Linked DNA regions of Homo sapiens: region 2 is linked to region 1. Evidence: read pairs that join two places in POLR2A ChIA-PET (ENCODE). Cell type or tissue: Panc1. All regions are shown on one strand. Each heading gives the region's core, and the rest is flanking DNA. Links, peaks and the distances in the headings are about the cores only.

What was found. ChIA-PET counts read pairs that join two places held together with the same protein. Peaks named below come from ENCODE experiments on the same cell type or tissue, not always from the same donor. Only the 100,000 strongest peaks of a DNase experiment are listed, where the experiment ranks them.
Region 2: POLR2A ChIA-PET joins it to region 1 with 7 read pairs; 2 of 35 experiments call an interaction of 5 or more read pairs at or near these places.

What each region holds. Positions count from the first base shown.
Region 1 is chr13:26,231,585-26,234,504 of GRCh38, forward strand. It overlaps the pseudogene THAP12P6. Among named protein-coding and RNA genes, the nearest start is that of RNF6, 11 kb to the left of the region's middle. In Panc1, for the core only: no CTCF peak of the experiment used is centred there; no DNase peak of the experiment used is centred there.
Region 2 is chr13:26,384,626-26,387,545 of GRCh38, forward strand. CDK8 (cyclin dependent kinase 8) reads left to right here. Exons shown (of 13, transcript NM_001260.3): 6 at 586-717. Among named protein-coding and RNA genes, the nearest start is that of CDK8, 130 kb to the left of the region's middle. In Panc1, for the core only: no CTCF peak of the experiment used is centred there; a DNase peak (open chromatin) is centred at 1,616.

The DNA of each region.
Region 1 (2,920 bases), core at 279-2,778:
TGCATAGCAAGGAAAGGAGGGCATTCTCTTTTAGCAATGGGAGCGGATCACTTCTGCAGGCACATTGGTTTGGTGGACTCTGGAGGTCAAATGCTGCATCTATCTACCCAGCAATGAGATATAGCCTTATTGCACAGTTCAGAGTCCCACCCTACCCTTGCAGGGCTCTGCCTTTAATGAAGGAGATCTGCTTTGACTGAACATTAAGCCTTCACTGTAGTTCTTTGTTACAGAAAAATGTTGGGCTGTCCTGCAGCTGCAGGTGATGAGAGTCTCTTGCAATGCTGTCTAGCAGGCCCTCTGTCTCTCACACTGCACTTTTCATTCATGATTAGCTGACCTGAGCCTGTCATTTCCTCTCTTAAGCACATAATCGGTGACCAGCAGCAGCCATCCAATTCTACGGTCCCTTCAATTACTATTTTCCAATATCTCCACAATGCCAGGGACATAGCACCAGCCACTGCATTCCCTTTCACCCGCATCATATTCCAGCCCACCACAGGTGAAAGGCAGCCTGGGCAGGTAGGCTGGGAACTGATGATACTCCACCAAGGTCTAATGATCCATTGTCTAGTAGATGATCCAACTCCAGAAGTCCATCCTGCTTCCTGAAACTCCTCTGGCACTAACTATCTTAGTTGGGACTACCTGGAAACTGGGCCTGAGTCAGTGATTTATCATGAAGTACTCTTCAGGAGAGACCTTTCAGTAGGGAGGGAGGAAGAACAGGGAAGGGGAAAGAGCTGAACAAGAATTTGCCAAAGACTAGCCTGAGCTTAGGCCTTTTATTTGGAAAAACCTACCCAATCTCCCTTTGCCTGGCTAACTCTTTTAGGAGTCATAGCTCTTATAGCTCCTTTTGGACAAGATTCGCTGACCTCATCGGCCTTGGCTAGGTTTTCTGTCTATGTGATCTTACAGTAACCTGCAGTAACCTGTATCTTTCATTTATCAGATGGTATTATAATTTCCTTTCTACTTTCTACTTGTTTAAGGAAAGGAATTTTCCAAAATACATACAGTACTCCCCTCTCTAAGGATCTCAGTATGCCTTAGGGTGAGGGGAGGGATAGGAAAGGATACATATGTACTCACACATACATACACAAATATACACTTTTAACTTCCCAGGTGATTATATTATATTTGCAGCCCTACCCTAAACCCTTTAATATTTACTAGCCCAGTGGTTTTCAATGTTGGCTACATATTAGGATCCTCTAAGGAGCTGTTAAAACTACTGATGCATGGGCCTGATTCCCAAAACATGCAGAATTGATTGGTCAGGTATGGGGCCTGGGCATCAGTGATTTTTAAATTTTTATTTATTTTTTGAAATGGGGTTTTGCTTTTGTTGCCCAGGCTGGGTGCAATGGTGTGATCTTGGCTCACTGCAACCTCCACCTCCCAGGTTCAAGCGATTCTCCTGCCTCAGCCTCCCAAGTAGCTGGGATTACAGGCGCCTGCCACCATACCCGGTTAATTTTTGTATTTTTAGTAGAGATGGGGTTTCATCATGTCGCCCAGGCTGGTCTCAAACTCTTGACCTCAGGTGATCCACCCACCTTGGCCTCTCAAAGTGCTGGGATTACAGGCATAAGCCACTGTGCCCGGCCATCAGTGATTTTTTTTAAAAAAAGCTCCCAGATTATTCTAATATGCAGTTGAGATTGAGAACCACTGGACAAGACTATGATGTCCATGGTGGTAGATTTTTCGTCTTACTCCTCTAGATATTTCCAGGGCCTGCCTCAGTATTTGTAGTAGGCAGATAATAAATATGGAATAAATGAATAAGTGATTGTAAAAGGTAGAGAGATAAGTGCATTTTTCCCTCATGATGTCATAAGCTGACATTTAATATCAAGTCATATTTATAAATATAATTGACCTGAGCTAATTTTTCACTTTAGTGATCACAAACATCCCTGAGAGTATGACCCACAGGGAACACTCCCGTGGTCTCAAATAGCTTCAGGTAAGATCCCAGACACTCCTCAACTTTCCTGGCTTTCAGCTTTCAAAAGTAATTATCTCTGCCTTGTGTACATTAAATGGAGGTCAAAAGTTACCAAACTAGGAGCCGGGCAGGGTGGCTCATGCCTGTAATCCCAGCACTTTTGGAGGCCGAGGTGGGCGCATCACCTGAGGCTAGGAGTTCAAGACCAGCCTGGCCAACATGGTGAAACCCTGTCTCTACTAAAAATACAAAAAAATAGCCATAGCCAGGCATGGTTGTGGGTGCCTGTAATCCCAGCTACTTGGGAAACTGAGGCAGGAGAATTGCTTGAACTCGGTAGGCAGAGGTTGCAGTGAGCTGAGATTGTGCCACTGCACTCCAGCCTGGGCGACAAAAACGAAACTCTGTCTCAAAAAAAAAAAAAAAAAAGTTACCAAACCAGGACTAGGAGCAGTGGCTCACAGCTGTAATCCTAGTACTTTGGGAGGCCGAGGCGAGAGGATTACTTCAGCCCAGAAGTTCAAGACCAGCCTGGGCAACATAGTGAGACCCCCATCTCTATTTATTTTTAAAAAAAAAAGTTACCAAACTAGTTTTAGCTTCTCTTTTGGTGCACAAGCCCTGCAGAGCTGGCCGTGCTACCTCCCGAGGCAGTGTGGGGCCACAGTGCAGAACTTCTGTGGTGTCCCCACCTGTATGCGGAAGAGCACATGGTCCAACTTGGTCTTCTTCAGGTTCCCACAGGATCCATCCAGATGCGCAAAGTAGGTGGAGAAATGTCGGAGAGCAGACCTATTAGATAAAACATCTAATTAATTAAATACACATTCTCAATTAGGTGCCAACCATTTCTGAGTCCTCTACCATCTGTAGAGCTAGTCTTAATAGAAAATCTTTGAGATAATGCAATCCCAGCAATATTTGATCTTTTTTTTGAGACAGAGTGTTGCTCAGTCA
Region 2 (2,920 bases), core at 263-2,762, 150 kb after region 1:
TTGAACCATATTCATCTGGAGAAGGAGGTGATTTAATCAGATGACTTTTAAAGTCTTACCTAGCTTTTAAAAAAAATACTGTGATTCCTTAAAATTAAGTTAGTGAAATTCATCCCAAGTAATAGGGGAAATAATGGTGTTAAAATATTGCATAGTCAGCTTCTGATTAATTATACCAGTGAACAGGCTTGTTGATGGAAATAATGGAAAGCCTTACTCTAACTGATCCCATTTCCTGGTGCTTGTGACCAGTACTAAGAATGGAAATGCAGCTCAACAACCCTGTCCCTAACGGTGGGGTGACACATGGAAAGAAAAATCTGCCCAGAGAAGCAAGGTCACCCCTGACCTCAGGCAGCAGAGCTTGACTATAACCCCATTGAAGAACTGGGTAACAGTAATTTGAAGAGAATGGAGCTTTCAAACTTGCTTTATGTAAGACTTCTAAAATGGATGTTTTGTGGGTTTCTTCCCCTAGAATTGAGCACATTTTTCATCTTACTGAATAAGATGGTAAATTAGACTAATTGGTTAGATTTGTAAAAATCATTTACTTAGCATGATTTTTTTTTTATTATTTTACAGCTGACATGGGCTTTGCCCGATTATTTAATTCACCTTTGAAGCCTTTAGCAGATTTGGATCCAGTGGTTGTTACATTCTGGTACCGAGCCCCTGAACTACTTCTTGGAGCAAGGCATTATACCAAAGCTATTGGTGAGTAGAACTAATTAAAATTCCATGAGTTTTTAAAAGTTTCTTTAAAAGACACACATTCCTATATATTTTTAAATTAAGTAGTATAGCAAATTATAAAAGTAAGAGCAGACTGAGTGTGATGGCTCATGCCTGTAATCCAAGCACTTTGGGAGGCGGAGGCAGCTGGATCACTTGAGTCCAGTAGTTTTGAGACCAGCCTGGGCAAAATAGTGAGACGTTGTCTCTACAAAAATTTTTAAAAATTAGCCGGGCATGGTGGTGTGCACCTGTAGTCCCAGCTACTCGGGAGGCTGAGCTGGGAGGATCGCTTGAGCCTGGTAGGCAAAGGTTGCAATGAGTCATGATCGCACCACTCTACTCCAGCCTAGGCGACGGGGAGACACTGTCTCAAAAAATATAAATAAATAAAAAATAAAAGTAAGAGCAAGGCCTAACCCAACATTCTACTACCTAGAAATACTATCAGTAGCAATAGGGGTATATCATTCCACATACTTCTCTCTGCATAGAAAGATATCAAAAATCTTTGTAATTAAATGGGATCATATTATGCATTCTATTTAAAATTTTATATTTAATTTATAAAACTACAATTTTGAAGTCCTTTAACTTAAGACAAATGTTTCTTTTACCAAAAGAAATACTAACTTCTAAAAGAGCCCCCTAAAATTAAAGGAAAGACATTATGAAAAACAATTTAGCACTTTAGGACATTTTAATCCACTTTTCTGTTTTTGATAATATCAGTTACCTCCCTATTATAAAGAATGAGGAAATTAGTGCTCTTACACTTCTTCCCCTACCAACCTCTCAATCTATAAGCAGAATTAGTAATATCTTCATCACTTTGTCAATGTTGACATTGTTTTGTTTGCTAACCATAGTTCCCACAGTTGTTTATACTTAAGTTGTGCATTTAATGCTCAGCTGCTAGGCCTTTCACCATCGCTTGTCCATTACTCAAACCTGATTCTGCTTCATTCTCTTTGGTTGCATTATCATCAAGTAGTTTTTTTGTGTGTGCTTTACCTTTCTTCTTTTCTTTATTTTGTGTCTTTATGGTTTCCTTAACTTGTTCTGTATCCTCCAGGATGGTATTAAACCCACTTTTCCTTTACTGGGTAACTGCATCCTGAGGTTTTCTATTTTGGATTGGTTGGTCTCCAGGCATATTCTACCACTTCATCCTGCCTTTTCCCTTTTTTATTCCTCTGGGTTAGATCTATTGCTTTCTGGATTTCATGATTTCATTTCTTATTTTGCTACAGTATGTTCTCATGTAAATTCCTTTGGAACTGTATCTTAGAGGTAAATTTTCTAGTTCTTGTATTTCTGAAAAATGCTGGTCGGTATCATACTTGCTAGCTTGCCAGGGTTTACAATTCTAGGTACAAAAGAATTTTCCTCTCAGAACTTGGATGACACCCCTCCATTGCCTTCTAGTGTCAATATTGCTAATGAAGTCTCCTGCCTGTCTTGTTCCCAGTCATTGGTAGATCACCTGGGTTTTTTCTTTCTAGAAACAAAAAGGATTTCTCATCCTTGTATTTCACAGTGATATGCTGACCACTTGGTGGGCACACTCAATCTGAAGTTCATATCTTGTATCTGTGGGAAATTCTCTTGTGTAGTCCTTTGATTTCCTCCTCAATGTTTTCTGTTTCTCTCTTTCCTCAACTCAGTGTCGTCAGATGTTAAATTTCTTGGATTAATCCTTTATACTACTTTTTTCTCATGTTTTTCTGCCTTTGTCATATCCATTTCTAAAAACCTCTTCTTGTTCTCTGATTACTTTTTCATAGTATCTTGTATTTTTTAATAGAAAGAAAAGCCTACTATCTGTGAAGACAATGATAACATTGCTGATTTGTTTGTATTTTGCAGTATTCCCAGAATAATTATCTGTGTTTTCTTTACAGTCACTCTTTTCATTGTATGTTTTGATCTCTCCCTTCCATGTAGCAAGCATTCTTCAACTGTTTGGTGACCCTTGAGTGTCTCTTTGTATTTAAAAATCAGGTTACTAAAACTGCTTGAGAACTTTGTATAAATCATGGGGCTTATAGAGTGAGAACTTTAGGGTGATACAGCAGAGAGCCACCGTTGCCTGGGGTAACCTCTAAATGCCAGAAGGCGCAGGTCTTTCCTCTGAAGCCAAAGTCTTCAGGGAAGAGTCCTCCAACTTTTGGCCCATGCTGTA